2 separate regions of the Mus musculus genome follow, and region 1 is linked to region 2. A link is a contact called in ENCODE POLR2A ChIA-PET data. All regions are on one chromosome and are shown on one strand. Each heading gives the region's core, a stretch centred on a gene start or an enhancer-like site at or near the end of the contact. The rest is flanking DNA. Distances are from core to core; before and after follow the strand shown.

Evidence for each region. ChIA-PET counts read pairs that join two places held with the same protein, here RNA polymerase II (POLR2A).
Region 1: POLR2A ChIA-PET joins it to region 2 with 11 read pairs in Patski. The contact joins the promoter of Acadl here to the promoter of Rpe in region 2. POLR2A ChIA-PET finds 5 or more read pairs at or near these places in 3 of 5 experiments (Patski and embryonic stem cell).

The regions. Positions count from the first base shown.
Region 1 is chr1:66,861,646-66,869,082 of GRCm38, forward strand. Acadl (acyl-Coenzyme A dehydrogenase, long-chain) reads right to left here and starts at 1,664. Exons shown (of 11, transcript NM_007381.4): 1 at 1,528-1,664. The coding sequence starts at 1,604. Gm25832 (a small nucleolar RNA gene) reads left to right here and starts at 5,152; the gene lies at 5,152-5,281.
Region 2 is chr1:66,697,837-66,704,449 of GRCm38, forward strand. Rpe (ribulose-5-phosphate-3-epimerase) reads left to right here and starts at 2,995. Exons shown (of 6, transcript NM_025683.3): 1 at 2,995-3,192. The coding sequence starts at 3,071. Unc80 (unc-80, NALCN activator) reads left to right here. Exons shown (of 65, transcript NM_001368824.1): 65 at 1-1,314.

The DNA.
Region 1 (7,437 bases), core at 414-2,913, 160 kb after region 2:
CTACAGAAAAAAGAAATGCATAAATAAACACTTTCCTGCTATCATTTACTTGGCAGTTAAGTTTGGTGAAACATCAATTTTCAGTTTGGAGACACCTGTACTGAACAAATCAATAGCCTTCAGGCTAGTGTCCGTTGTTTTCTCTGTCTTTTAAGTCAGGGTCTCACTAAGCAGCTCCAAGGAAGCTTCAAATTCATCATGATCCCCTGGCCTCTGCCTCCAGTGTGTGTGGAGGGGGAATTACAGGCCTGGGCCACCGCTTTAAAGCCTCATTTACATAAAAAAAAGTCAGACTAAATGAAATGACCCATTGGCACACTCAGGCCCTGGCAGCTGGATGTAAACGTTCTTGGGCTCAGCCTAGGCCTCGCTCCATAAATGCTGACTCAGACTGCCTTTCAACTGGATCGTTGGCCATTATACTCATAACCCTTTAAGAAACCCGTGACGATAAAACTATAGCTCCTGGCTCACTGACCATTCTCCAATAATCCTCTGTAAGGCAGAGCTTCTTCCCACACTTGAATCAAAATAAGATCATTTGGGGGGTTCTCTAATTAAAAAAATACAGAAATATTATTAACATAAAAAGAAATAAGAAAAGCTAGAACAATAGGAACACACCCTTTCGCAGCATCCAGCAATGAGTCAGCTGGCCTGTCCTTTGCCACCGATGCAGGTGTCTCTGTTCATCTTCAGGGTGCTCTAATTTTAAGAGCGTCAGAACATCACTTCCTCCGGAGAATAGAAAAGCATTCCTATCTTAAAGTCCTCGGAACTTTCCCAAGTCTCCTCCGGATGGATAAGCTTTACCACAGCACTGTATTGTACTTCGCAACAATGTGCTAATTAGCTCATTTAAATGTCCTGCCACCATAATTAACAAAGCTTTACACTTCCAGTCTGCTTTATCCAAGGAATGGATTTTTAGACAGGTAAAACTTGATCTCAGTATAAACACCCCCAAAAGTCTCTAAAGCTCTTGGGAGCTGCCCATTAATCCCTCTACATTTAATTAGTTTAAGGATTTAGTAATAAGTGTACAACTAATTTATCAGATGGGGCCTACGCCTGGACGCCTGAGTCGGGATGATTGAAGTTGCTCTGGTCTTCCGGTCCCCGCCTCCGCACACCAAGTCCCAAGTTCACTGTCAGGTGGCAGTCCCCAGTCTCCGTTCCAACTGGGCTAAAGGTCGCACTACTCGGTGGCAGAGCGCCCAGGGGGTGATCGCTCCCGCTAAAGCTGGGACAACACTTTCAAAGTCAGTTCACGGGACACTGTAGGACGTGGGGCGGGGCCCAGGCCTGGAGCGAGCATTAGGGGTTGCCTTGCCTTTTGGGGCGCGGCGGACCGTGGTGGGGACACCCCGAGTTCTCCACGCCACAGCGGGCAGCCCCGGGTTCCGGAGAGAAGGCCCGGTCCCTTCCTCCGGCCGCGTCGCCCCGGCTTGACCGTAGCGCGTCACACCCCATCCCCAGAGCTCCGCCGCCCCGGCTGCCGGTACCCCAGGCTGTACCCGCACTCACCGGGCGGAGGGCAGCGGGCGTGGCGCCGAGCGGGCGCTCAGGACGCGCAGGGAGCGGAGGAGCAGGCGCGCAGCCATGGCGGGATGGACGGCGGCGGACGGGACTGGCGGGCTCCGCGGCGGGGGCAGGCGGACAGAGGGGCGGCCGGACGGCGGGACGGTGGGGCGGGCCTCGGGGACAGCCAACTGCGGGCCGCAGGGCGGTGCCGCCAGCTCGGGCGGGGTCTGCGCCAGGCTCTGCGCGACGCCCCGTGCGCCCTCCCCTCCCGGCTGCAGGGCTGAGCGAGGGTTCCCTGGAGAGTCGTCCCACCCCCGCACTGAAAGGTGCATGGAGTTAATTTTCTAACTTCGGAAAGCTCTCTGAATGTCGATAAATGTATGAGTACTCACTGTAAAGGATTGTGCTGATTTGGTTTGGGTTTTTTGTTTGTTTTGGTTTTGTTTTTTTCCTTGCAAACGTTTGTAGCTACTCTTTGAAAATAAATAAGTAAGTATATTTGATAACGGAATAACAATTGGTTCAATTCTCCAATAGTACTTGAACTCGCATATGGTTGTTTCCTTTTTTTGTTGTTGTTTTGGTTCAATTCAAGGACATGTATTATTTGGGTTTATGGATTTGATGATTTGTAATGGGAAATGCCTGACAGGTTTTGAACTCTAAAGAATGTGTACATTACATCGATTTCTAAGGAGGCAAGGGGGCCTTTCTAATAACAACAGTTACGGAATCTGAAATAGTGAAAGTGAAAGACATTTTGTGTTAGCAATCAACTACTGACAGCCCACTGAGTAGGACATACAGAAATGTTTCAAAGAAAAGCTTTAGGGTTTCACGGCACCAACAATCTGGAAAACATAGTCTTTTTTTATTTAAAAAAATAATTTTAGATTACATTTCATTCATGTGTGTCGTCTGTCTGTCGTGCACTCATGTGGAGTCCAGAAGTTCCTATCAGATGTCTTCATCAATTGCCCTCCAGGTTTCTCACTGAACCTGGAGTTTATAGATTTGGCTAGCCGGTTTGGTAGTGATCTACCTGTCTTTCTGCTTCCCTAGGGCTATGTTTACAAATGCTCAGAAGAGTCGTTTATTTTCTAGGAGTAACTTGATCTGGTTGGGGGTGGGGCTGTTTGTTTTGTCTTTTTTTTTTTTTCCCCGGGTTTCCTAGTGGCAGAATTAATGCAAATGGTGTGTGTCCTTGCTCTGTTGCATTCTTGCTAAGGCTAACTGGAGGCACGTTTGTTTAAGATCCTGTTCATCTGGTTTATCATGAAGTTATTGTTTCCTTTTATAAAATAAAAACAAACAAGTAGTGTGTGTGTGTGTGTGTGTGTGTGTGTGTGTGTGTGTGTGTGTACACTTATTCCTGGGGATCGGACTCAGGCCTTACACATACATATAAGAAACAAGCTTGTAAGTGTAGGATCAGCTGTATTCTAATGATATGAAAGGTTGAACAATAACCAGGATTTCACAAACCCCTTTGAGCCATATTTCTCTTGTAGGAGTATTACACATATTGCTTGAGAGTTCTACAGGCATGCCTTTTTAGAGGGTATGAGGCAGGGTTTCTTTGTATTGCGCAGACAACTGTCCCAAACTTCTGCACATTTAAACAATCCTCCTGCCTTAGTATCTGAGTAAGTAGGGCTTCTGACATTTGCCACGATGACGAAGGAAGGGCATGCTTTTAGTTATTGAAATGTCAATGGCAGCCTAAACTTGAGCATTAAAAGAAAATTAGGAAAAAGATGTGATGGGGAAATCAGGAAAGCTCTCCAGATGGAAGAAAGGAATCGATGGGCAAAGGAACCTGTCTAACTGGAAAGTTTATGTTGGAAAGTAGGAAATCCAGGCCAAGAGGGAGATAATCTCTGGGCAAGACCTTAGCAGAGAGTATAGTGCAAATTTATGTCTGCAACTTCCTGGATTTGAAGTTCTCAGTTTGGAGATTTAGTGGATCAGTTCTTGCAAAGGGCCAGGCTCACAGGTCTGCAGTGGTCACTGGCAGGCAATGATTGGCATTTTTAAATGAGTACTAAGTATCTAACCAGGTAGTTTACATTTGGTGTGATAGGAAGTGAAGAGTGCTTATGGTTGAGGAGGGCAAAAATACATATTCATTCGTTCTTTCATTCCATAAAGACTGAGTTTCTTCTAACCATAAACATTTGACCTTGTAGACAATAAAATACATGCTTTCAAAAGGGGCCATCGAACAGCTATGAAAATAGGAGTAGCAAGGGCTGGAGAGATGGCTCAGTGATTAAGAGCACTGACTGCTCTTCCAGAGGTTTGGGGTTCAATTTCTAGCATTCACATAGTGACTAACACCTTCTGTAATTCCACTTGGAAAGATTCTGAGGTCTTTCACAGGCACTAAACATACTACTAGTTACACAAACATACAGGCATATAATTACTATTTTTAATGAAAAGGAGAATATTACATCAAAGAGTGAGATGAAAGCAGAAAACTGATGGCCTAAAGAAAATGAGCTGAGCAGTAGTGACTCCGAGTTACTCTTTATTCACCTCATTTTAGGGCATAATGGAAAACACACAAGGAAAGAACATTCTAGACTGCGGCTGAAAAATCCCCCCTTAGAGTTTCTTAATCTCTCTGTGTCTTCGTTTCCTTATTTGTAACATGGGATATTAATAGCATCTACCTCATACCCTGGTTGTGAAGCTAAATCAAGACAAAATATGCAGAACATCCATTCCAAGGCACCGTAGGAGACCAGTACACAGTAATGTCATGACTCTGTCTCCTCACCCTAAATCTAAGTGGAGGACATGGTCTGCTCAGGAAACAAAAACCAAGAACCCTACCCTTCCTTTTATTCAGTTCCCATTCATTCATTCATCTGGGAAGTGTTTGCAGCAGCTGATCCTCCTACTCCATTTATTTTTTACTGGACAGGTTGGGTCATCCCTTGAATTGTTTCTAGACCCCAAGGAGGAAAACATGGGATATGAAACTCTCCTCTCCATTTCTTATTCTTGTTCTTGTTCACCTGAGAGAAAACTTGACAGCTAATGCCAACAGTTTTCAACAGTCTTCTTTAGCAACACTGTTTAGAAAAATCCTGGCCTCAATGACATTTAGCCCAGAGTTTAGAAACAACACAAGGGATTTTTGAAGTTGATGTTAAAGTAGGCTGAAGGACAAAAGAATTTCATTTGTCTATAGTCTAAAACCAAGCACTATTTCTGGCTTGATGTTCTGATCTGGTACAAACAACTGTTGACAATGTCAGAGCATTCGTCCCTCAAGGGGCATTGTAATTTCTAGGCCATAATACAGGGTTTAACCAAGTGCTTGGAATCTATAAAAGTCAGTTAGCTATGAAAATGAGTAAGACAGTATCACTATCTAACAGGTCACACAGTAAGATAGCAGGAAATCTCGGAATTACGAAGCCAATAAATGGGTTAAAGTTCAGAGGTTATCTGATTAAAAGAGAAGCAAGACAGGTACGAAGAGGCCAGGGCTCATCTGGAATCTCCTCTAGGTATGGAAACTGCTATAGCTCACCTGGGTTTTCTGTGGCCACATTAAATATAGGTTGGTTAGTACAGGCCAGGTACTGGGAGGCGTGAACTTAGTGGATCTAAGCTGCCCCTAGAGGCTTTGCTTTTGTGGCTGCTGTGTCACAAGTGTATCAGGAGGTGGCACAAAGGAGAGAGACTACGCTATACTCAGTGTTCTGACCTGTAAACGTCTGAATGATTAGTACCTAACACTCCCTGAAAAAAAAAAAAAAGCAACCCTGAGACAGCCACCACTCCAGCTCTACGCAGACCCAAATGAGCTTCTAGGGTGTGATCAAACCAGAGACGAGACAAGCCCTGCCTGGGCCTGTGAGTCCCAGATGACCACCAGACTGACACCATGGGACCCAGACAGAAAGCTAGCCTGAGATGACCACCAGTCTGCTGCTGCACAGTCCTTGGGGGTTGAGGTGTGTGTGGGGGGGGGCGGGGGCAGAACATGACCAAGATGATCCTGTAATGTATAGATGGGGCATAACACTCCTGAGAAAACTACTGAGATGACTCTAGACATTCAAAGACCCACTAAGAGGAACAAGTGGTGGAGAAATAAAAATAAAGAGAAACAAGAATGTAGGCACAAAGAGAGAACTGGAGATTCGGGGTAGTGAGGAACAGCCTGATATGAGTAGCAGGTGATCCCACCAAGGACCATGGTGGGGTCTTAGACTGTACTGCCATCAGGGGCCATGTCTGGGTCCTTGGCCCTGAAGCAATGTGGGTCTGTTACCACCTGTCTTAGTCAGGGTTTTACTGCTATGAACAGACACCATGACCAAGGCAAGTCTTATAAAAACAACATTTAATTGGGGCTGGCTTACAGGTTCAGAGGGTCAGTCCATTATCATCAAGGTGGGAACATGGCAGTATCCAGGCAGGCATGGTGCAGGCAGAGCTGAGAGTTCTATGTCTTCATCCAAAGGCTGCTAGTGGAAGACTGACTTCCAGGCAACTAGGGTGAGGATCTTATGCCCACACCCAAAGTGACACACCCATTCCAACCAGGTCACACCTATTCCAACAAGGTCACACATCCAGATGTTCAAGGATATACTAACCATCACACCACCCAAGGCCAGGCAGACATTCCTGGTTGGGGCTGCTGCCCAGGGACATGTTGATGCCTGAGGGCTGTGCAGAACTGGCCCCAACCCTCATCTGGGTATCACAAGAGAGCTGGCCTGCAGGTATGAGAGTTGGAGAACTAACCCTGTCCATAGCCAGCTGCAATACTCTGGAGAACAGCCAGAACATCAACCAGGAAGCACAGGCTCTGGTTGTAGGAGTTGCAGGTGAACCACTCTTGAGGATATGGGCATGGGAGAACTGGTCCTGACACTTGTCTCCCACAAAGTGGCATGGGTGAGGAAGAAATCCCTCTTCTTCAACTCTTCCTACCTATGGCAGGCAGGTGACCTGGCCCCAAGGTCATGAGAACAGGAGAGCTGGCCGTGCCCCTCACCTACTGCAGCACTCTTGAGAGCAGACCCTCCATCTCACCTGGGCAGCATAGTAGAGCTGTGCGGGTTGGGAGTGAGCCAACCCCGAGGTTATGAGCACTGGAGAGCTTCCTATACAGTGGCATGGGTGAGGGAGAGGTTCCCCTTCCTTGCCCCTTGCCACCTAAATCAGGCAGGAGAACTGGCCTTGTGGTCATGAGAGCAAGATATCAGGGCCAGCACTTTGTCTGCTGCAACACTAGGGGGGACAGGTCCTGCAACTCTCCCGGGCAGCACAGTAGAGCTGGACCTGATGGCATGGGTACAGATGAGCTAGCCACAAGGGCATGAGAGTGAGAGAGTTGGCTCTGGCCCTTTCTGGCAGTGGCACTGGATGGGCAACTGAGGCAGAGTGGGAGAGCTAGCCCCTGTGGTATGGATGCAGAAGAGCTGGGAGACTGACCAGCTCAAATACCTCTCAGGTCCAAATGCAGGGCCTTTAATGGGTCTACCCCACAATCTACCCCCATCAATTAACTGCTGGAGTGCATGGAGGGCTGGTCCTACAGACCCAAAACTACAGGATCTCCATGACACAAGGCAACAACAGGATATCCAAGAACAGTGAGGATCCAGTATTGATAGTGTAGCAGAAGCTAGACTCATTGCAATGAACATTTGCAAGCAAAGAAGTGTGGACAAAAGGGTATGCTATAGAACACACTGTAACATATTATAGCTTCTACAATGGGACTTTTTTTCTCTGTTGTAGGGGAGGTTGCATGGGTGGAGGGCAGGTTCTTGGGGAAGGAGAGATGAGTTTTATTGGGTTTCATAATTGAAATTCGCGAAGAATTAATAAAAAGTTTTTTTAAAAAAGAATCATAGGGACGATTTTCACATAATGGAG
Region 2 (6,613 bases), core at 1,745-4,244:
AATACTGTTACCTGGAGTTTGAAGGAATAACTTAAAGAAAACAGTTAAGATAAAAGTTCAAGTTAATTGACAATCTTTTGTAATATTCAAAAATGTGACAAGAACTAATTATCACTTTTGATCAATATATTAGTAAAATTAGATTATATCTTAATCTGTGATGCTTAATAATATTTATCTCATTCAGAGGAAGGATAAAACAGGCACCCACTTTCCAGGTATTAAACAATTACATCCAATTAAAATTGCTCCTTTGGAAAGCAACTTTATAGAGAAACCTTGAGAAATAAAAATACATCATCCATGATAGTGAGTACCCATGTGTACTATCCAGATTAAAGCAGCTTAAATCCTGGATGCAGAATTTTCTAGAATAGACATTTTTCTTTCATTCGCAGCATTCAGTGTTTTCTATAATTCTATTAGATTATTTGATTCTTATGACAAGGGAAGTGAGTTACTGAGTGCGTTGGAACAAGTCACTGAGAACAACACTGTCAAGGGGTACCACTGGGCACATGGCAGTGCTGGAGGCATCTGTTGGTTTTCTGCTTCAAGCCTCCAAGAGTAACTTAAGCCAGGATGGCATCTCTCTTTTAGCATCTGTTCTTTTAGTCAGTGAAGAACTTTCTCCACTTTGCTGCCCACTCCTAGAGTTTCCGAGGAAATAATTGAGTGTGTACTGAGATCCATAGGGAAGAAAAGGTCATAAATGAATAGAATTATAGTCCAAAACATGAACTAAGTACCTTCCTTGAGTTACACAGGATACTTTACCAGAGAACTTTCCCGAATTTGCTGCTGTCACATAGAGTCCCACTTTCACTCTGTGACCTCACACTACCAATCCATGGCCTTGTGTCTCAGCAGTGAGTAAACTAGCCCACTTCCTCATTTATTTTTGTGGGTCTCAACTGCAGCATTTTAGAAGCAAACTTTGATCTGACACTCAGGAGAATAAACACAAATAGAGGGCAGAATGTATTTGGAAAAGTTTATGATAAATTTACTTATATTATTTAAAGATCATTTAGGATCATAAATCTACGTACCTCCATGATATTTTTAATAGTCACTGTGACCATGGGATTAAAGTCCTTTATTAGCCATTTTGTAGGTGAAGACAAAGGATTGACTACACAGCCAACTTCCTTCAGATGACTATAAAGTCTGTTATGAATACTGAATGACCAAAGAGCATGGAAAATGCATCTGAATAAATACTGAGATGTTTATGAAAGATATTTATGAAAGCTAATGATTTCTGTGTTTGAATATGCACATATAATAAAATAAATCTAAGATCATTTAATGTGCTCTAATTTCACTTCTTTCCATTGGGAATGGGATAGCTCATTCAGGATCATTTTTCAAGACCTGGTCTGTGCCTTCCTTCATCTCTTGTTCTTCAGACTTCCACTCTAAAGTGGAAGCCTAAAGCCATTTTTAGCTTAAAGTCACTAATGGGTAAACACCCCCAGTCCCTCTACCGCCATATTTGATACCTACCTACTTCTGTTTCTCATCTTCTATCTTTCAAAATAAAGCAAAATGTAGATATGGAAGACAGCAAGCCAAATTGACTTCACTGCCCGGATTATGACCCGGAATGCTGGTATATCCCCAAGTCAGAATATTAAAGACTATTGTCTTCTAACTGTGTCCCCTGCAGAAACCATGGCATCTAAATTACCAGCATGCTTTTAATAAAACTATGAGAGCCCTATCCTTGTTCTTTAGGAATTGCTCTTGTTCTATCCACGTGTATCTTCATGTACCTTTTCATTTTTTCCTGGCCCAGACTCTGGATACGTTTGACATTACGCCACTTATCCATTTCAAGAATTATGGCTGGATAGCAACTCTATCAGACTGGCTATGAAAGACCCACAACGTGAGGACTCCCCCACGTTCTGACTCAGGAGAGGCGACACCCCAAATCACACAAGAAACGGTCTTACTGCAAACTTATTCAAGAGGGCTCTCGGGCCCACGGTCATACACCACGCAGGGGTAGAGGTCTGTGGCACACCGATTAGCTGGGTAAGGAGGTATTTAAAGGAAGAAACCACAACTCAAGGAAGTGGGGAGGGCTTTGTTGGAAAATACCAAAGATACCAGTTAAGAGTCCCAAGGAAGTGCAAAGTCACAAGAGTCACAAGGAATACCTGGTAATTGTTCCAGTTATCTCTCAAGACAGTTTCTAAGAGCCCCTAACAATAGCACATTTGCATAGCAATGGTCAGGGTGACTTTCTTTGAATGAACACTCTTTGAACCCAGGAAGCGGGTGGGTGGAGGAATGTCGCTATCTGTTTTATGATTAGCATCATTAAGTCACAGAGGTCACATTCCCATGCCTGGGCCTAAAGGCCTAGAATTTTGTTTTTACGTTATACTTTCAGCTACTGCAAAAATTCCTACACTGAGTACTCAGCAGTCACCAGTTATCAGCAGCTTGACTAAGGAACATCTCAGAAGAGAGGACTGTAAGAGACAGAGGGTGGGGGAAGTTCAACGGAATGCTGCAATTAATGATTGCATAAGCAACTGTGGCTCCCTGCACAAAACCTACAGACACGTGAGGTGAAGTTATTTAAGTAGGAGAGGAGTTAATTGGGAAGAAGGGGTCAGGAGGAGTGGCTGGGGTAAGAAAGGGTAATGGGGTTGAATATGATCACAATATATGCTATACGTGTATGAAACAGAGAAAAAAATAAAAACAAATTTCCTACATTGTAGGTGGTAGTCTAGCTGATCAACCCGTAGAACTTCTTACATTGTACTCAATAAACTATTTTCCCTTTCAAAAGGAAAAGAAGCCAGAAGATCCTTGGAAATCCAAGACAGAAGGCAGAAGCTCTGCACCTGGCTCCGCCCCTAGCCAGCCAGCTGACGCCCCCCCCCCAGGAGGAGGCGGGACTTCCTCGCCGCAGGGCAGCTGCTTCCGGCAGAGTCCGGAAGAGAGTGCGAGGTGGGAGGGGGCGGAGCCAGTGCGGCGCGCCCAATCGGGACGGAGTCTTGGCTGGCCCGGGCTCTCGTGGGCTCACTCGCTCTAGGGAACCGGCACCATGGCGTCGGGCTGCAAGATCGGCCCGTCCATCCTCAACAGCGACCTGGCCAACCTGGGGGCCGAGTGCCTGCGCATGCTGGACTCGGGGGCCGACTACCTGCACCTGGATGTAATGGACGGGTAACTCCGCGGGGCTCGGGGCGGGCTGGCCGCGCGGGTCGGCGTCGCTGCACCTCAGCGAGCGCCTGTTGGGTGCACGGCGCCCCTGTGCGACGACGGGCTGCCTGGCCAAGCGCGCTGCCGAGGGCACCGAGCCGGCCCTGGCTGACTTTGGGGCCCGGTCCTTTCCCCGCCACCCCGTAACCTGTGGTGATAGGACCCGGGAGCCACCTCCAGTGTTCAGGATCTTCCTCTGGTGAACTCGTAGAGAAACTGAGGCCCAACGGGACAGGCGCGACTTGCTCGATCGAACTCAGATAACTAACTAGTTCTCGACAAAGCCGGCAGACAGCCTCAGCTTGACACCTGGATGGGCTTCCGGAGTTCGACCACTTGCCGACTTGTCTTAGGCAAGCCGCTTCAGCCTTGATTGGGACTCGGGTTCAGTGTGAGGAAAATGGAAGGATTATTGATCATAGAACGCTTCCGCGTCTTGGGGAACTTGAAACGAGCAAGTCCAGTGCCTGGCGTGTAACAGATTCTCTGCAGTTGTTAGTTGTATCGAATAACCCATTCGAATTCTGATTTTCCTGTCTATTTTCTCTTCAGGCACCCTGCTCTTCAGGGAGGTCAGTTTTTTTGTAAGTAATTTTTAAGCACTGTAGTTATAATGCTCAGAATCAGGGTACAAGTTTCCTAAGTTGGTTCTAAAGTGAGGAAACAAACCTAGACCCAAAGGAGGCTGGAGGACTTGCTCAAGATTACAGAAGATTGTGACAGACTTGGAACTTGAATCTTCTTGGCTTTTTGACTAGCATTTCCCACCGAAAGTTTACATAAAATTATAAAAGACCTTGGGAGTGAGATAGAAAAATAAATTTATTTCAAATAAGCAAAATCTGTTTGCCCTCAGTCACATTGGCAAATATGTGTTATTTACATCAGTTTCGTTTCTTGTTGGAGGTTTTGCTGTTCTTTCTGGTTTTTTTGAGACAAGGTCTGTATAAATCTTAACTGGCCTCAAACTCAAAATCTTGCCTCAGCTTCCCAAATGCTGGGATTATGGGCACGGGTCCCCACACTCAGTTACACTAATTCTTTTTAACATCACTGCTGTTTTGTCCATAGCAGTTTTGTTTCTTTTGGCTCTCCGTGGTTAAATCTCATTTTTCTTAACACTTACTTGAAAGCCCTTGACCGGCTGGAATGTGTACCCCAGAGATGGTGTTGATTTCGATGCCTGAGAAAATGTAGGGGTCCTAGCATGGCACAGACTGCAGGTGTAATGAGCCTGCTTGATGCAGAGGGGAGGGGTGGACACCAGTGCTTTCACTTTGCTAATACAAATGTTGCTGTAGACCAGGCTTGCCTCACCTGCTTCTGCCTCCTGAGTGTGCCCAGCTTTTTTAACCTTATTTTTAAACGTGTCTAGTTTTTGAGATTCTATATAATATAACTAAATCATTCCCCCTTCTCTTTCCTCCCACAAACCCTCACACAGACCCTATACCTCCTTGCTCTTTTTCAAAACCATGACCTTTTAAAATATTATTAAATACATATGTAAAAATACAGACACACATATATCCCTAAATACATAAATTTGACCTGCTCAGTCTGTATAATGCCACTTGTGTGTATATTTTCAGAGCTGGCCATTTGGTATTGGATGAGACTGTGTCTCCTGCTCTCAGAATTCCTTAGATATCTGGTCCTTTGTGTAGGGCCAGGGCTCTGTGGGCTGTCCAGGTACTCTTTGAGGTTAATATGTTATCGTGAAGAGTAAGGTATATTGCTATGTCTCTCTCTCCTGGTGTACTGTAAACTTTCCAAGAGCAGGATCTGACTTTCCTTGATAAGAGACATTAAAGCATGTTATCATTGCTTAGTAATAGTAGAAAGCATCTCTGAGAATCACCGATGCCCCCCCCTTCCCCCAGCTGGCCCCCTTCCCCATATCAGACTTAAGTTAGTAAATAAGGCAAAAAAATTATTTTAAATCGTTCTACTTTTAACAATTTTTATGCCTTTAAATCTATACCTACCTTTTTTCTTTCCTTTGAAGTAAAAGCTATTTCCATTCATCTTTTGCAAAAGAGGAAACCAGTTTGGGGAAGTACAGCTCCTTTCCCATCACTCTGGCAGAATAGACAAAGCCTGATGTCTCCAGAAGAGAGCTGTGGGATCCCTTTACAAAGGTGGCCAGCCTCCTCTGCTTACTCTCCACCCCTCCGTTTTCTTCTCTGTTTCAAACTGATCTTATCTAGAAAGTCAGAAACTAGGCTAAGAAACACTAGGTGGCCAGACACAAGTATGGTTAAATATCTGAAGTAAAGAACAGGTTTGTTTTTCTGGAAACACATTTTGAGAAAAGCACAAAACACACCATGGCAGAATGCTAGCTGGAATGTGCTGATCCCAACTATGGGAGCAACGCACACACGGCTACTTCTAAATTAGTCATTGGCATTTCATTTACGTTGGAGAGATTTTATATAAATACTGAATTTCTGACTTTTGCTGGAGATATCAAAGATTTGGAATTCTCTTCTGTATTCTGGTAAGGCCTTGATTGTGTGGAATTGAGCAAGGCAAGCATCTGTAACCAGTTTCTCATTGTGTCCTGGGCCCTACCTTCTCTAGCCTGGCTCACCTGCTCAGTTTTCCTTTTGCCACCAGCCAAAGACTCTCCAGTTCCTGATCCCCGGGAAGATTTTCTGGTTCCTGTCTTGGTGCGTTTTGTACCAACCGTAATCCTCTTACATTTTGTTTGTTGGTTTGTCTGCAGTAGACTGCCTTCCAGTTATTACTAAAGTATAGGGATGCTGATGGGACCTGCTAAGAGAGGAGACGTAGATTCCTCTGTTACAGCAGCTATGGATTATCCCCAGCAAGTCCCTGGTTTCAGGCACGAGGAACCCTTTGTTACACTTTCCTTCTGAGGAGGGTCGTGGGGAATGTCAGAGTGAAATAGTGATGAAGCTGGCATTTCTGGTGAATTCCTTTGCTTTCGAGAAAATTAATTTAGGATTTCCTATTCTGGTAAGAAATCTGAGGCATTTGATAAAAAAATCATGTTCTTTGGTTTTTGGAACCTCAGTACCTCTCATAAAGAGGCTGGAAATCCTTTGATAATTCATGTTGTCCGGTAGTTCCGAAACACCTGATTGCATGCCTAGGTTTTTGCACCTTTTAGTTATGGCTTAGCCACAAGCCTTTAGTTTCTCATGAAAACTTTGGTGCATATTGGGCTCTTAGTGAATTTATTAAACCCAGGTCATTGAGTTTATTACCAAGAGCACAAATTGTTCACTTAACTTGGAGGTCAGTACTTTTACATGTTATTCTTGTGTTTCTCAAGTAAATTTGTATTTATTAGATTCTCAGCTTCTCAGCCCATGATACTTGTCATGATTGTTTTAATAATAAATGGAACCTAAAT